Regions from separate parts of the Homo sapiens genome. Here region 1 is linked to region 2. The links are chromatin loops, found by intact Hi-C in ENCODE. Cell type or tissue: heart right ventricle. All regions are shown on one strand. Links, peaks and the distances in the headings refer to the core of each region. The heading gives the core; the rest is flanking DNA. Region 1 overlaps LOC105376289 (a long non-coding RNA gene). Region 2 holds the start of LOC124902283 (a long non-coding RNA gene).

What was found. A loop is a pair of places that touch in the nucleus more often than their neighbours do. Peaks named below come from ENCODE experiments on the same cell type or tissue, not always from the same donor. Only the 100,000 strongest peaks of a DNase experiment are listed, where the experiment ranks them.
Region 1: it touches region 2 in a loop (1.9-fold over the local background); 2 of 110 quality-filtered maps call a loop at or near these places.

Annotation. Positions count from the first base shown.
Region 1 is chr9:129,194,717-129,203,036 of GRCh38, forward strand. The region is part of intron 1 of LOC105376289 (a long non-coding RNA gene); the gene reads left to right. Among named protein-coding and RNA genes, the nearest start is that of IER5L, 21 kb to the left of the region's middle. RefSeq lists an enhancer at 8,074-8,320 and a silencer at 8,122-8,320. In heart right ventricle, for the core only: no CTCF peak of the experiment used is centred there; DNase peaks (open chromatin) are centred at 3,445 and 3,840; H3K4me3 peaks cover 243 bases; H3K27ac peaks cover 2,876 bases; H3K27me3 peaks cover 1,393 bases.
Region 2 is chr9:129,476,503-129,484,815 of GRCh38, forward strand. LOC124902283 (a long non-coding RNA gene) reads right to left here and starts at 2,910. Exons shown (of 2, transcript XR_007061814.1): 1 at 2,630-2,910; 2 at 334-1,124. In heart right ventricle, for the core only: CTCF peaks have their summits at 6,062, 6,312 and 6,619; DNase peaks (open chromatin) are centred at 5,711, 6,119, 6,709, 7,249 and 1 weaker place; H3K4me3 peaks cover 2,577 bases; H3K27ac peaks cover 6,205 bases.

The DNA of each region.
Region 1 (8,320 bases), core at 143-8,142, 280 kb before region 2:
ATCCCTTCAGCTCTCCCGTCCTGGTGCTGCCACATGCCCACCCTGGAAATTCAATGGAGTTATTTAACCCCTGAGCCTCAGTTTCCTCATTTGTTAAACAGGGATAAGAGGAGCCCACCCAAGCTGGTAATCCCAGAACTTTGGGAGGCCAAGGCAGGAGGATTATTTGAGACCAGGAGTTTGAGACCAGACTGAGCAACATAGCAAGGCCCCATTTCTACAAAATAAAAAACTAGCCTGTAGTCCCAACTACTAGGGAGGGTGAGGTGGGAGGATCGCTTGAGCCCGGGAGTTCAAGGCTGCAGTGAGGTATGATTGAGCCACTGCACTCCAGCCTGGGTGACAGGCAAGACCCTGACTCTAAAAAACCAAACCAAACAAAAAAAACAAATAAATAAAGTAAAAAAAGAAGAGCACTTGTGTGACGGGGTGGCATGAAGATTCAGAGAGACAGCGCATGGCGCTTGGCACGAGGCACCCGTCAGTGCCAGCCCTCCTCCGATAGTGACCAGTCCCCAGATTTATCAACCCCCCACCCCATGGCATTTGGATTTGAAGGTGAGAGGAGCCCTCCTTCCCGTACCCGAAAGAAGAGGAGGAAGAATCATGGGGTTGCTGACCCTGAATCTGGCTGCTTCCCTAAAAGACCGTCCACAAAGACCACCAAGTCCCACACACTAACTTCTCAGGGAAACTGAGGCCCAGAGAGGGGGGGGCACTTGCTCAGGGTCACACGGTGTGGCCCTGGAGGAATCCAGGCTCTGTAGGTCTGATAGAATCATGCTGGCACTCTCCCCTTTGGGGCTGAGTTTGCAGTTCAGGTCTGGAGACTCCGGGCCGCAGGGCACCTCAGGGGTCTGTTCTGCCGCATCGAGCCCTTCACTCCTGCATTCAAGCATGTTTCTTAAGTGGCCGCTCTGTGCTGGCCCCTCTGCTGACGGTGAGGGTCTCCGACGTGGCCTGGTGATGAGTTGGGATTTGTGGTTAGCTGCGACTCACAGAAACCCAACAATGATGACTTGAGCGGGAAGCACACGGTGCTGTGGGAGGCAGTCAGGCCTGGGCAGCCTCTGGAGACGCCCTTCTGGCCACCTAGCACGTGGCTTTCCTCTTTGTGGCAGAAAACGGCTGCTTCACCTCCAGCTCTCAGGACAGCATTCCAGGCAGGAAAATTGGGGTGGTGATTGGGAAAGGGTGAAGGGCAAAGTACAAAAGGCCCCTGCCAGGTGAATTCCTCTTTTTTTCAGAAAAACAATTGATTTCCTGGTCATTCTTAGCAGGAGACTCCTAATTTCATCTCATTGCTAGAATTAGGTAAAGCAGCCCAGCTAGCTGCAAAGGAGTCTGGGAAGTGAGTATTTGTATCTGGGCATATTTGCCCACTTGAACAAAACAGGGTTCTGTTAGGAAGGTAGCTGGGGACAAAATGGACACCGAACTGTCCAGCAGCGTTCTTACTCAGCGAACAGGGTTTCTGCCCTCAAGGCGCACCCACATCTGCTTGGCCACATACATTTGGACCTTTTTGCTGGAGCACGAAGTAGGATGTTGCTGGCATGTGCCCTGGAGGGATGCCCAGCAGTCTCCTACCATCTCCAGAGGGAGTGTCCTGTGCCCAGCACAGTGCCTGGTGCGTGGTAGGGGTCCAATCAATATTTGCTGTGACTCAAGGGAGGAGTTTCTAGATAGTAGTGTTTCTGGTGCATTTTCCATGACCCAGACCAGCTTTAAAAATTTTTTTGCATTGTATTTATTTATTTTATTTATTATTATTATTTTCTGAGACAGTCTCACTCTGTTGCCCAGGCTGGAATACAGTGGCATGATCTTGGCTCACTGCAGCCTCCTCCTCCTGGGTTCAAGCGATTCTCCTGCTTCAACCTCCTGAGTAGCTGGGACTACAGGTTCACGCCAACACACCTGGCTAATTTTTATGTTTTTAGTAGAGACAGGGTTTCGCCATGCTGGCCAGGCTGGTCTCGAACTCCTGACCTCAAGTGATCCGCCTGCCTTGGCCTCCTAAAGTGCTGGGATTACAGGTGTGAGCCACCGCACCTGGCCTTTCTCTTTCCTTCCTCTCTCCCTCCCTCTGTCTGTCCGTCCCTCCCTTCCTTCCTTCCTTCCTTCTTTCCTTTCTTTTGAGACAGAGTCTCACTCTGTCGCCCAGGCTGGAGGGCAGTGGTGAGATCTTGGCTCACTGCAACCTCCGCCTCCCGGGTTCAAGCGATTCTCCTGTCTCAGCCTCCTGAGTGGCTGGGACTATAAGCACATGCCACCACCACGCCCGGCTAATTTTTGTATTTTTAGTAGAGACGGGGTTTCACCATGTTGGTCAGGCTGATCTCGAACTCCTGACCCTGTGATCCACCCATGTTGGCCTCCCAAAGTGCTAGGATGACAGGCGTGAGCCACTGCACCCAGCCATTTTCTTTTCTTTTCTTTTTTTAGAGACAGGGTCTTGCTGTGTTGCCCAGGCTGGAGCAGAGTGCAGTGGCGTCATCATGGCTCACTGCAGCCTCGTCCTCCCCGGCTCAGGCAATCTTCCCATCTCTTGAGTAGCTGGGACCACACGTGCATGCCACCATGCTTGGCTAATTTTTAAAATTTTTGTAGGGGCTGGGTGTGTTGGTTCATGCTTGTAATCCCAGCACTTTGGGAGGCCAAGGTGGGTGGATCACTTAAGGTCAGGAGTTCAAGACCAGTCTGGCCAACATGGTGAAACCACATCTCTACTGAAAATACAAAAAATTAGCTGGGCGTGGTGGCGGGCGCCTGTAGTCCCAGCTGCTCAGGAGGCTGAGGCAGGAGAATCGCTTGAACCCAGGAGGCAGAGGTTGCAGTGAGCCAAGATCTCACCATTGCACTCCAGCCTGGGCAACAAGACTGAAACTCCGTCTCACAAAAACAAAACAAAAAAATAAATTTTTTGTAGACAGATCTTGCCATGTTTGGCGAGGCTGGTCTCAAACTCTTGGCGTCAAGTGATCCTCCGCCTTGGCCTCCCAAAGTGCTGGGATTACAGTTATGAGCCACTATGTATGGCCCAGTCCAGCTTTTGTATTGGTTTACATGAGGCTTTTAGTTTGGATCTTTATTCAATGCCTCTTCTGTGGATGAGATGGTGTGGGGTACAGAGGCAGGGGTGCTAAGACCAGCCCCTCCTGCAGGGAGAAGGCCACGATCCTCCCTGACTCTTGTGGGGGCTTCCGTAATGCCCAGTACTGAGTCCCCTACCCTGGGACCTGTGCTCTGCCTCTGGAATGGAAGCCACTCTGTAACCCCTAAAACCAGAGAAATTGGCAGCTGCTCCCTTGGCTGAGAACATCGCTGACTCCAAGTGCCCCAGTGCTCTCCACTCATCATTTCACAGACGACCCTGAGGGAGGCAGGGCCAGTGCGGCCTCATTCCACAGACGAGGAAACAGTCTCGGCCACTTGGCCAAGGTCCCAGAGCTTGTAAGGAGCAGATCTGGGATTTGAACCCAGGTCTGTTCAATGCCAGAGTAACTGCCCTCTGTCCGGGCTGGCTGACACCACCCGTCATTTATTAGGCAGCAAATGGTTATCCCGTCCTCTGGGCTTAGGGCTTATGGCTGTGTTTGCGGGGTGGGGATGGAGTGGGAGGCGGGAAACATTCCTAGTGGTGGGAAACCAGATGTGGGTGCAGGGAGAGACGCTGGGAGAGGTGCCAGGTGTCAGGGGCCACGCTGTGACATCTCCTCCTGGTGGAGGGTTCCAGCCCAGGGCAGGGGACGGAAGCTTCGGTGGCCCCTACGCTGAGCCTGGCATCTCTCGGGTCTCCTAGTGCTTAGAGCTGACACGGGGATCAGTGCTTGGCTGGCGCTTGCCAGAGGCAGTGTTTCTCTCCTTCCTTCTTCCCTTTTTTTCTGAGACAGTGATCTTGGCTGTGGCGCCGAATCCGCTCTATGGGAAAAACTTGTTTTTGTCGGTAAACTCGAGCGTTATGACTCAGAAGACACCCAGGGAGCAGCCTCGTGGTGTCAAGGGGCCGCTCTGCTAATGAGCTAATGCTTAGGAAGTGCTTTGAAGACGAAAAATTCCACACGAGGGTTGAGGGTGTGTGCTGTTATTTGGGGGAGAGGGTGAATAGGAGGATGAAGTGGAGGGAAAGGGGCAAAATCTTGCTAAGGAACAGCCCCCCGAGACCCTCGGGCTGCGCGGCAAGGCTGGCTTTGCGTGTTGCTGATGCAGGCGTCTGTCTGGGCAGAGGCACCAGCTGCCCCTTTGTTCAGAACAAGGCAGATCTGAACTGGGTGGGACACGCGGCTTTGATTTAGTTTTTCTTCCGGGGGAGGGGGCGGGCTGGGGTGGGAAGGGATGGGACTTGGGTGACTCCTGTCGTCTAGCCTGAGATCTTCCAGTCTGGAAGCAGCTGCTGTCATTCATTCATTCAACAAACACATCGACCTGCGCCAGGCATGGGCCATGGAGCAGGAAACGAAGATAGTCCCTGTCCTCTTGAAGTTTATGGCCTGGAGGGGGAGATGACATCTAACAGATGAAGACGTCAACCACCTTGCAGTTAGAATTGTGAAAGGGTGGCGGCAGAGAGACACCTAAAGTCATGGGTGCGGGAACCACAGATGTCCCAGCCCAGGTCTGGGAGTGCCAGGAAGGCTTTCCCAGGAGGAACAGCTCAAAGGAAAGAGTGGGGGTTTCCAGCTCCCAGGCAGAGAGACAGGACACATCAGCAGAGAGATTGGCATTAATTAATACACTGAATAAATGGCCGGGCCTGGTAGCTCACGCCTGTAATCCCAGCACTTTGGGAGGCCAAGGCGGGTGGGTCACCTGGGGTCAGGACTTTGAGACCAGCCTGGCCAACATGATGAAACCCCATCTCTACTAAAAATACAAAAAATTAGCCGGGCGTGGTGGTGGGTGCCTGTAATCCCAGCTACTTGAGAGGCTGAGGCAGGAGAATAGCTTGAACCTGGGAGACAGAGGTTGCAGTGAGCCAAGATCGCGGGACTGCACTCGTCTGGGTGACAAAAGCGAAACTCTGTCTCCAAAACAAAACAAACAAAAAAGACACTGAATAATTCATCCAGCAAACCTTTATTGAGTACTTACTATATGCCACACACTGGGGACACAGAGGCACTCAACACAGGCAGCCGGACTCCCTATGGAGCTGCCGTTCTGTGCACCAAGCAGATGAAGAAGCAGGTAGAGAAAGCAGCAGACAGCAGTAAGGAGTGGTGGGGAAAAGAAACCGACTCATGGGGTAGAGGGGCCTGGGGAGGCTCCTACAGATTGTGCGGCAGAGAGGGAAGGCGTTTTTCAGGACGTGGGGTTTAAACTGAGACCGCCAGAGTGGTAAGGAAGAGCCAGCAGCCTCTAGCCGGCCCAGCCAGTGCAAAGGTCCTGAGACAGGAATAAGTTCAGTGTGATCAGAGAACTAAGAGAGGCCAGCGCAGTGGCGGGCACGCAGTGAGCCCCAAGGAGAGTGAGAATGCAAGTTCTGCAGGGGTTCCTCGTGAAGGGCTGGCTGTGTAGCATAAGTATTACGTTCATTGTAAATAAAGAAACTACTAATACAGGGGCTTATACAGACAGAAGATTTTGCTTTAGCCAATGATAAGCCTTCGGTGGGTAGTCGGGTTGGTGTAGTAACTTACAGATGGCACGGCCACCCCTGCTCTATCTTCCCTTTCACTGTCTTCAGTGTGGAGGCTGTGTCCTCACAGTTGCTGCCTCATGGTCACAAGATGGCTGCGGCACCTCCGGGCCTCACATCCATGTTCCAGGCAAGAGGAAGGAGAAGGAGCAAAAGGCCGAAGAGCAAAGAGTGAGAGGGCCTTTTCCTTGCCAGCTCCATCTCTTTATTCAGAAAGGGAATTGCTCCTCAGGGACTTTTGTTCTAACTTACTGGCTAGATCTGGGTTACATGGCCACCTTGGACAGCAAGGAGGCTTGGAAAATCGAGGTTTTCTTTTGTTTGTTTGTTTTGTTTTTGAGATGGAGTTTTGCTTTTGTTGCCCAGGCTGGAATGCAATGGTGCAATCTCGGCTCACTGCAACTTCTGCCTCCCGGGTTCAAGTGATTCTCCTGCCTCAGCCTCCTGAGTAGCTGGGATTATGGGCCCCTGCCACCATGCCTGGCTAATTTTTTATATTTTTAGTAGAGATGGGGTTTCACCATATTGGCCAGGCTGGTCTTGATCTCCTGACCTCAGGTGATCCACCTGCCTCATCCTCCCAAAGTGCTGGGATTACAGGCGTGAGCCACAGCGCCTGGCCCCCAGAAAATCAAGTCTTAAAATTTTGCTGGTCTCTATAGTAGAAGGAGGAAAGGGAGAAGAGCTTGGGTTGACTTTTGGGGTGCAATCCTAAAGGCCTGCAAAGGCCCGAAGGAGGGAAGGCCTTGGTGAATTCTGGGGACAGAAAGCCCCAGGGGTCAGGGGCAGGGGTCAGGGTGAAGAGTGCAGACTTCATCTGGAGGACCGCAGGGAGCCATGGTGCGTTCAGATTTGCTGAAGCTGCTATTTAAACTGAGCACTGGAGACACGTCACCGAGGGAGGCCCATTCCCTGCTCACCTCAGAGACTTGACGGGGGCATCCTCAGGGCTCCGATGAAGCCCTGATTCCTTGGAGAAAGGCTTGCAGCCCCTCTCCTTCCTGGATTGCACACCTCCAGCCCTGGCAGCCTGTCCCCTGGTTGGCACCCAGCAGCAGGCCACAGATGGCTTCTGGCTGTCCCATGGCGTCGCATCAGGGCATGCAGCGGATAGTGACTCACACTGGCACCTCTTCTGCTTGGAAAATGCCCTACACATCCATCATCTTTGGTTTTTCTGCTAGAACGATGGCATGAGGTGGGTGTATTTTTCACTGATGGGGAACAGGCAGAGACGCAAGCTCCCTTGCTTGAATGAGGACTGTGCTCGCCCTGCAGACTCTGGAAGAAGGGCTCCATGCTCAGCCCGCACTGGGCATCTCTGCCTGCCTGCTCAGGGTAGAAGGGCCACTCTCTTAGGGATGATTCAAGGGTCTTGGAGGCCCTATGCGGTCAATCTTGTTTTCCTGCCACATCAAGGGAGTGTGCAATTTTCGAGGCCCCGAGCCCTGTGTTTTCACTGAGGGCAGACATAGGGCATTCGCTGTCTTTGCCCGTGGAGCTGTTCCTCACACTAACCATGCAGGGCTGGGTGGGAGACATGTATGGGGGGTGGGGTGGGGTGGGAGGGGGCCAAGAAGACATGTAAGACCCGGGGCCCTGTCCTTGGGAGTTTAACATCTGGGTGGGCCTCCTTGGACCAACTTCCTCTGATCTGCTTGTGACTTCGGGAAAGTCCCTTCCTGTCTCTGGGACAATTTTTTTTTTTCTTTTTTTTTTTTTGAGACAGAGTCTCGCTCTGTCGTCAAGGCTGGAGTGCAGTGGCATGATCTCGGCTCACTGCAACCTCCGCCCCCTTGGGGCAAGCGATTCTCCTGTCTTAGTCTCCCAAGTAGCTGTGACTACAGGTGCGCACCGCCATGCCTCCCTAATTTTTGTATTTTTAGCAGAGACAGGGTTTCACCATGTTGGCCAGGCTGGTCTCGAACTCCTGGCCTCAAGTGATCCACCCACCTCGACTTCCCAAACTGCTGGGATTATAGGCACGAGCCACCACGCCTGGCCTCTGGGCCAATTTCCTCATCGGTATAATGAAGGGGTTGGCAGGGCTAGTTCTGAATTTTCCCAACCCACCCATAAAATTCACCCTTCAAATTCTAAAGATTCCATTCCGTGGTCTAACTCTGTGTGTCTGTCCTTGGTTCCAAAAGTCCCCGTCCTTGTGGCCCCTGTTGTTTTGGACCCATCACAGGTAATTATGTATTTGTGTGATTAAACATCCCTGGCCTGTCTCCCTGCCTGGGCTGTGTGCTCAGCAAAGAACCATGCCTGTCTCTGTCTTTGTCCTTTAAGAGATCAGCACAGGGCCTAGCGCATAGTAGGTGCTCACTAAATACTGTAGCAGCTGGTATTGTTGGGAAATGATGCTGGGAGAGGCTGCTGCTGGAGAGAAGGGAGCCACCGACCGCCCTGCAGGCAGTCAGCGCCCTCAGTCCCTTCCTCCTCGCGGGCCGCAGAGGCTCCCCTTTCCCCGAGACGATAAGAATGCCCAGACGCCCCAAAACCCAGGCCGCGCCCCTCCGGGTAGAACTACAGTCCCCAGAAGGCCGCGAGGGGCGGAGCCACCAGCGCCCGCCCCGCCCGGGCCCGCCATGCCGCACAGCATCATGGGAGTTGTAGTTCAGGCCCTGTCCCCCGGGCAGCCGCTGGCGCGGACGTTCGCGGAGCAGCCCGGCGCCC
Region 2 (8,313 bases), core at 314-8,313:
GTATTTTCAGTAGAGACGGGGTTGGCCAGGCTGGTCTTGAACTCCTGACCTCAAGTGATCCACCCGCCTCAGCCTCCCAAAGTGTTGGGATTACAGGTGTGAGCCACTGTGCCCGGCCATAGCCAGGTAATTTAATAGCAAGGTGGCACACACCTATAGTCCCACCTACTCAGGAGGCTGAGTGGAGGATTGCTTGAGCCCAGGATTTGAGCCTGCAGAGAGCCATGATTGCACCACTGCACTGCAGCCTGGGTAACAGAGTGAGACCCTGCTCTCAAAAAATAAAAATTAAAAAATTAAAAAATAAATAATAAAAACCAAAGATAGCCATGGTGACAATGTCTTGTGGTTTATAAAATGCTGATTCATGTCCACTGTCACCTTTGATCTTAACCTCTTCCCATGAGTCAGCAGGGGAGGCCCTGTTCTCATCCCCGTTTTATAGGAGAGAAAATTGCGGGTCACGTTGCCTGGTGCACAGTGACCGTTCCGCACACGGTGGGTCTTCTTGTTCCTTTGAATAGTGCTTTCTTAGTATTATGCTACTACTAACAATTTTTAAAAAAAAATTGGAGGAATGAGATGTGGGAACGCAGAAGAAGTCCACGTGGAGGACTCAGGAGAGCAGCAGCTGCTGGACTTGGCGTTGACCTTGAGGTATCTCTTCCCTTCTCCGATGCCTGTTTTCCTGGTATAGAATGAGGAAGTTGAACAAGATGGTCCTCTCTCCCCATCCCCATTCTGGGATCTTCTGCTTTGTGTCCCTGGGGTTGGGAGGGGCCAGGGTCCCCGGCCATCGGCCAGCGAGGTCAGAAGCAGCTCCTAGCTGGTGGGCAGTGTGCCTCTCCTGGGCCCTCTGCCGGCATCTCCCAGCTCCCTTCCTGAGCCTGCCTCTGAGATGAGACCTGGCATAAAGATGGGGACAGCATCAAGGACCCGGACAGCATCAAGGACCCTCAGTCTTTGCTGAGGATGAGCTGCAGAGACAGGTGATAAGCGACCTCAGGCCCTCCACAGGCTGCGGTTTCCAGAGGCACTGGGGGATGTGAGGTGGAAGCAGAGGCCTGCCTTCCTGTGCCCTGGGGCTTGGCATGTCAGCCCTCTGAGCCTCAGTGTCCTCATCTCTAAAACAAGAGTGATAGCACAAATAAACACCCTTCTCATAGGACTGCCATGTCAATTACACACATTTATACACATAAGCACTTAGAATATAGCCTTTCTTTCCTTTTTCCTCTCCCTCTCCTTTCCTTCCTTTCTTTGTTGTTTTTGTTTTTGTTGTTGTTGTTTTTGAGACAGCTTCTGGCTCTGTCACCCAGGCTGGAGTGCAGTGGCATGATCTCAGCTCACTGAAACCTCCGCGTCTCACGTTCAAGCGATTCTCATGCCTCATCCTCTCGAATAGCTGAGATTATAGGCACGTGCCACCACACTCGGCTAATTTTTATATTTTTAGTAGAGATGGGGTTTCACCATGTTGACCAGGCTGGTCTCAAACTCCTGACCTCAAGTGATCCACCCACCTCGGCCTCCCAAAGTGCTGGAATGACAGGCGTGAGCCACCATGCCTGGACTAGAGTACATCCTTTCTCAGTAAGCATGCAGTTAATGCTACAGAGAGTACAGTTATTGATTACCAGTTATTAGAAATATTATTATTAATAACATTATGAAAGGTTACCAGACATTTACAAATGACTGAAAAAGAAAGAAGCGTATTTGAATTTCAAGAAACAATAGTGCGCCGGGCACGGTGGCTCAGGTCTGCAATTCCAACACTTAGGGAGGCTGAGTCAGGAGGATCGCTTGTGTTCAAGACCTGCCTGGGTAACATGGCAAGACCCCATGAGGGGTCATGAGAGTGAGGCCAGGTGTGGTGGTTCACACCTGTAATCCCGGCACTTTGGGAGGCCAAGGTGGAAGGAAGATTTGAGCCCAAGAGTTTGAGACCAGCCTGGGCAACATGGCAAAACCCTGTCTCTACAAAAAATACAAAAATTAGCCAGTCATGATGGAGTGCACCTGTAGTCTCACCACGGCTACTCAGGAGGCTGAGGTGGGAGGATTGCTTGAGCCTGGGTGGTTGAGGCTGCAGTGAGCTGTGACCACACAACTGCACTCCAGCCTGGGCGACAGAGCAAGACCCTGTCGGAAGAAAGAAAAGAAAAGGAAAGAGAGACAGGGAGGGAGTGGGGGAGGAAGGGAGAGAGGGAAGGAGGGAAGGAGAGGGTGATGAGAGAGAGAAGGAAGGAAAGAAGGAAGGAAGAAAGGAAGGGAGGGGAGAGAGAGAAACAGTAGTTTTGTTGGAAGACCAAGGGCTAGGAGCCTGCTTCTGTCTCCCTGGGGGTCTGTGGTTCCCAGTCTGGCCATCATAACCTGCCCCTTCCCTTCCTTAATTTATCCCCTCAGTCCCACATGGGCTGGTCAGTAATGTTAGATATGGAAATTCCCAGAGTTTCAAAAGACCTCAAAGTGTCTTCAGCCACTTCTTCTCCTGAGGCATGGCTCTGTACTCCTAGACACACCACTCTCTATCCCTGCCTGTCCTTGACTACCTCCCCAGGTGGGGCACTCACTACCTACACAGCTGCCCTGACTATTGGATAGTTCATCTTGAGGCAAAACCTACCTCCCTTGGTAGCCTTCCGTGGTTCTGCCTTCTGGGTCCTCCCAGAACAAGTCCACACCCTCTGCCTCAGGCAGGTCCTCCAGCCTCAGAAGCAGTGGCCACTAAATCAATTTCTCTCCACCTGAAACCTCCCCTGTGCCTTGCCCATCCTGGAGCAGGAAAGAGGCTACGTTTGCACAGAGCACCGGACCCGGGGAAGCGTGATAACACAGCCCTACAGAGAAGCCCAGGGAGCCACGCTGGCCTGCAGCACTGGCCACCAGCTGTGGAGCTTTCTTGCTGCCTAGCACAGAACTGCAGGCAGAGAAAAAGGCAAAGATTTGCCTGAAGCAAATACATCAAATCCTTCCGCAAACACACATTCCCCTGAACACCGACTCCAAAGATACGGAGGAGAAGAGGCCTACTTGATTAGATTTCTTTGGGGCCTGTCGCCTAATTTTGTTGCGCGTCTTAGCATGAGGTCCCTGTAGTGACTCTGTAGCGTGTTTAATTTCTCAAAGCCGCTCACAGGCTGGTGTGTAAACTCTCATCTCCGGATGTTACTGAAGGACCCTTGCGAGTTACAGCCCTCGGATCAGTGGCCTTGTGGGCAGTGGAAGGAAGGAGTTAAGGGTGTGAGTTCAGCTCCCATCCCAGCCTCCTCATTCCCCAGCACCGTATCCCTTCCACAAAGCCACTTTGCTTCTCCAGGCCTCAGATTCCATCTGTAAAATGGGGACAATAATTCTCCCTACTTCTCAGAGCTTTTGCGAGTATCCTATGAGGTCAATTCTCTAAGGCCTCAGACCCAGTCCCGGGCAGGCAGTAGGTCTTTGATACATGAAATAATTTTTGTTGCTGTTTTTGAGTCTTGCTCTGTCACCCAGGCTGGGGTGCAGTGGCACGACCTTGGCTCACTGCAACCTCCACCTCCCGGGTTCAAGCGATTCTCATGCCTCAGCCTCCTGAGTAGCTGGGATTACAGGCGCCCACCACCACACCCAGCTAATTTTTGTGTTTTTAGTAGAGACGGGGTTTTGCCATGTTGGCCAGACTAGTCTTGAACTCCTGACCTCAAGTGACACACCCACCTCAGCCTCCCAAAGTGCTGGAATTACAGGCATGACCCACTGTGCCTGGCCTGATAAGTGAAATAATTTGATCTCAGCCAGAAGAGCCTGGGGAACTGGTGAAATCGGTCGGATTTAGGGGAGATAACTCCCCCTGGTGAGAAGGCCTTGGTCTAGACACAACCATTTGGTCCTTTCTGGCCGTAGGTCCGTGGTCTCGAACTTTACTATGGTTAAGATGCACCCAAAAGAGCTTGTAAAATGCCAAGTCCCCGGCCCTGTGCACAGAGAGTCTGATTCAGTAGAATCTGAGGGGGGCCCGGGAATCCGCAGTTTAACAACATCCTGTTCCACGAGGTTGGGAATAGATGTTACTGCTACAGTCACTCTGTCGGCTGTATGTCTGTACTGCGTCAAGAGCGGGGAATACTGAGCCAAATAAAACAGATCCAGCCCCGAACACCAGGGAGCCCACCGGGGAACAGGGGTGCGCTCCCTCCAGGTGGACGGGGGAGCTGGAGTTCTGGAGTGAGCAGGTTACCATTGCTGGAATCAAAAGTTTAGAAGAGACCTACTTACTAGATCTGTGAGTGTTGTCACAAGACAGTATCTCTGAGGCTTGAGCCTTGGGACATGGAGGCCTCTGGAGGGAGGGACACAGACTGTTCTGGAAGCAAAGGCTGTTCTGACTGACCCTGCCTGGGCTGGGCACTGGTGGGGACAGGTGAGATGTGGCATGGGGTAGATGATATGGAAGGTGGCATTCCTACTGAGGCAGTTAGTTCAGGGTGCTGCCTGTGGGGTGGGACCTGGGTTTGATCCCAGCTTGTCCTTTCTACCTGTTGTGACCTTGGGCCAGCCTAAGCTTTGTTTCCACCTCTGCAAAGGGATGACAGTTGTGTTGTCCATCTACAGAGGTGAGTTACCGAGGGGCTAATGAAGCTTTAGCTCCTGGGACTGTCATTTACCAAGGCCCTGAGCTTAACCGCCTATTCATAACTTTGCACTATTCTTCTTCAAGTGGGTCCCCAGGATTGTAAAACCTTCAGGCCCCATAAAACCTGGATCTGCCCCATTCACCTAACAGAGTTATTGCAAGTTTTGGTGAAAGAAGACAGGCAAACCCCTAGGCAATCCTGGGTCGCAAACGGAAGCCTCCTTCACTTCTGAGTCTTGGAAGTAGAACGCCTTGACACTCCAGATAAGGGGGACACTTGTCCAGGGAGGGCCAGCTGAGCCCCCACCCCTGTTCTCACTGCCCCGTAGCCCCCATGGCCTCAGGGCTCCAATCTCCCTAGCCCAGACTAGAAGCAGGTTGGAAGGAGAACCCAGGTGGGGATGTGAAGGGCAGAGTCGGGGGAGGCAGCGGAGGTGGGGAGTAAAAGGACTAGATTGAGCCCCTCTGGCTGCCATATGCACGACCTTCTGCAGGGCCAGGCTGGTGAGAAGCCAGCTAGGGGTGAGCGTCCTGAGCAGTGGCCTTGGGGGTGGTGTGGTTTTAATAACGACCTTCAAATGTGTGGGCCCCGGGGAGAGGCAGATTATATGAGACCCAAAGTCGGGGCTTCGAGATGGGGAATACTGGGGGACTGGGCATGTTCCCCTCTATGTAAAGTTTCCCAAGGACAGGACCTCCCTTCGACCGCGCCCCCACAAACTCTCTGCCCAAGCGCCCCATCTCCCAAGTCCTGAAGACCACTGGCAGATGAGGAAGTGGAGGCTCCGAGAGGGCAAGCCGTTGCCTAAGGCCACACAGCAGGGGAGTATAGGATACAAATCCGGATTTGGACCCAGCTGTACCTCGAAATTCCTTCCTGCTCCTAACCCCTCCCTAATACCGCCCTCTGCTGTGGGCGCAGTGGCACGTAGTGGGCTCGCAGTAAGGATGGGGATGAAGGAAGGAAGGAAGGGAAGAAATGCCTAGGCCAGGCTCTTCCCACGCCCCGGTCTCCGCGGCCCGCTCTTTCCAGCTCCGTCGCCCGCCCCCCTCTCCCCTCCCAGTCTAATTGGGAGGTCTCCGAGCCGTCTCTCCCGCTTCCTCAGGTTCCCCCGCGCTCCTCCCGGACCCCACCCCGAGGCAGCTTTCTCACAACGGGATCCTCCCCGGGCGGCGTGGGGACGCCTCCCGACCCCGAGGCCCGGCAGGAGAGCCGCCACCGCGGCCGGGTGGTCTCCGCGTCGCATGGCCCCTGCCGGCCCCCCCGCCCATGGCAGCTACATAATTAATTCGCCCATAAATAACTGATTGGGGTCGCGCACGCGCCCGGTGTCCCTAGGACTGGGATCCCCGTTAGGGTTAGGGGCGTGGGGGGTCGGGGGCCGCGGGGCTGTGCGTGCCGGGGCGCACGGTTTTGCTCCGCGGGCCTCTCTCGCTCCCTCGCGCCGGCTTTTTCCCTTTTTCTCTTTCCTTTTTTTCTTTCCTGGAGCGGAGCCCGGCGCCAGGAGTCTGGAACCAGCTTGACAGGCTTTTGAGTTATGGAGGGGGGAGGGGGAGAGGCGGGCGGCGGGGAGGGGGAAGGGAGGGCGCCGCCGCGGCGTGGGGGCGGGGCCGGCTCCCCGGTTTGGAGACTCGCCCCGACTTTGGGGTCCGCCAGCGGCGGCCGGGCGGAGGGCGGGGGACCGCAATCGTGGGGGGAGTCACCCCGCGGGGCCCGGCGGGCGAAACGGGCCGGGCTTCAGAGCCGCAGTAAATGAGGCCCGGGGCGGGCGGGGGTGGACACGGCCTCGGGGCCACGGCCTCCCCCGCCGAGCAAGGCATTCCTTTCCGCTGAACTGGGCGCCCGGGCCCGCGCCGCGCCCTGCACGCCTCGCGCCCGGCGATCGGGCCCAGGGCGGGGGAGCAGGGAGGCGGCCCCAGCCGGTCGCCGGCGCCCCCAGGCGCTGCTTCCCAGGAGCTCGGCTCCCCGGGATGGAAGGGACTGATACCCAGTTAATGGGCGTGGAGCCTGAGCCCCTGAGGGTCGTCGCTAACGGGGGTCGCTCAGCAGGGCCGGCCTCCGCTGCCTGCCCGGGGTGTCTAATCACCTCTCCGATCCTTTGCCCGGATCTGAGCTTCGTCATTCACGCCCCTCCTCCCTGGCGACTTTGGGCCTGGTGACAGTCCCCCGACCCTCGCAGAGCCAGGGGCACAGTAGGCGCCTTAGCCACTGGCAGAATTTCACCGGCGCTCTGCCCGACGCCCCCAGCCCCAGGGCCGGGCGTGGGTGGAAGTGTCTGGAAGGGTGGGTTCACCAGGGCTGGGCACGTCAGCGGCCCCGTACAGAGAATCCGGTGCCTGGGGTCTCTGGAGGGGGTACTCAGAGTATCCGAGGAGGAGACTCCTGGATGCTAACAGAGCCCCCAGTTAGGAGCAGTCCGCGAGACAGTTGGTAACAGTGCTGGCCTTGCCCGGGCGCCGGAAGGTTCCGTGAGGCCCAGCAAGTCCTGACTTGGCACAGGGCCCAGCACACGGTAAGCGCTCGGTACTTGGTCACTGTTGCTTGATTTTACCATTTCGGAGGGGCTCATCTACGCCTAGCAAAGCCCCCCTCCCGGTGACCCAAGGGGAGCTCCAGAATGTTGAGCGGCTGAGCGGCCTGGCTCCTCCTCTCGACCCCATCGAGCCAAGTGTCGAAATCATCCCAGACGAAGCTGCTGAGCAGAAATTTCCAGTCTCCCTGGCAAAGCTGGGAAGATTTTGGGTGCGGCTCAGAGACGCAGCTGGGTCGGCTCTGTGGGGCCAGGGCTGGGGAGGGACCCCAAGATGTTCTATGAGACCCAAGCAGCACCCCCAACTTGGGTTGGGGGCGTTGGGGGGTGGAGCCTGGCCTCCTGCTGAGCCCCAGAGCTGATACAGCACAGGTAAAAGCCCATTGTTCTCAGTGGTCCACAGAGGCTCAGGGCAGGAGCAAGATCAGGGTTCGGGTGCTGGCGCCACCCCTCGTTTAGCCCCTACCTGGGATCTGAGGGAGCACCCATCCTTGGAATGCAGGATAATAGGGTTGCTGTGAGGATGGAAGGAGACTGTGCCCATGAACACTTGACACAGCTCCCTGCCCTGGGGAAAGCACCCAGGAAATGCGGGCTGTTTGTCTTAGTGATGTTCCACTTAATAGCACTTGCGGTGGCTCCCTGGCCCCCGAGGAGCCCACCTTGCCAGTTCTTGGCCACAAGAGTACGAGCCCCTCTGTCAGGACGGTGGGTCTCATTGAGGCCATCCTTATCCTGAGCAACCTAAAGAACTCACATGGAACTTAGCAAACAGGCAGACCCTTGCCTTGTTCTCAGGGCTGTGTGATCCCGGGTGAGCAACTCGGCCTCTCTGAACCTGGTTCTCCTCTGCAAAACAGAGATGATGGCCTGGGACCCTCTCCCACTACAGGGAAGTAGCATTGGAGGGGGAAGAGACAGGGGGAGCGTCCCAGCACTGCCCAAAATTGGACAGGTGACTTTGGACAAGTCTGAATGAGACTGAATAAGACAAAACGGAGTAACATTAGAGCTTGCTGGCTACTCTCTGCCCTGGGCCGGTGCTAGATGTTTTACATGCACTGTTAATCACTGTTACTCGTGGAGGGAGATTTTATTATTAACTTTCTTTTCCAGATGAGGTAACTGAGGCTCAGAGAGGTTGATTCACTTTCTCAAGGACAC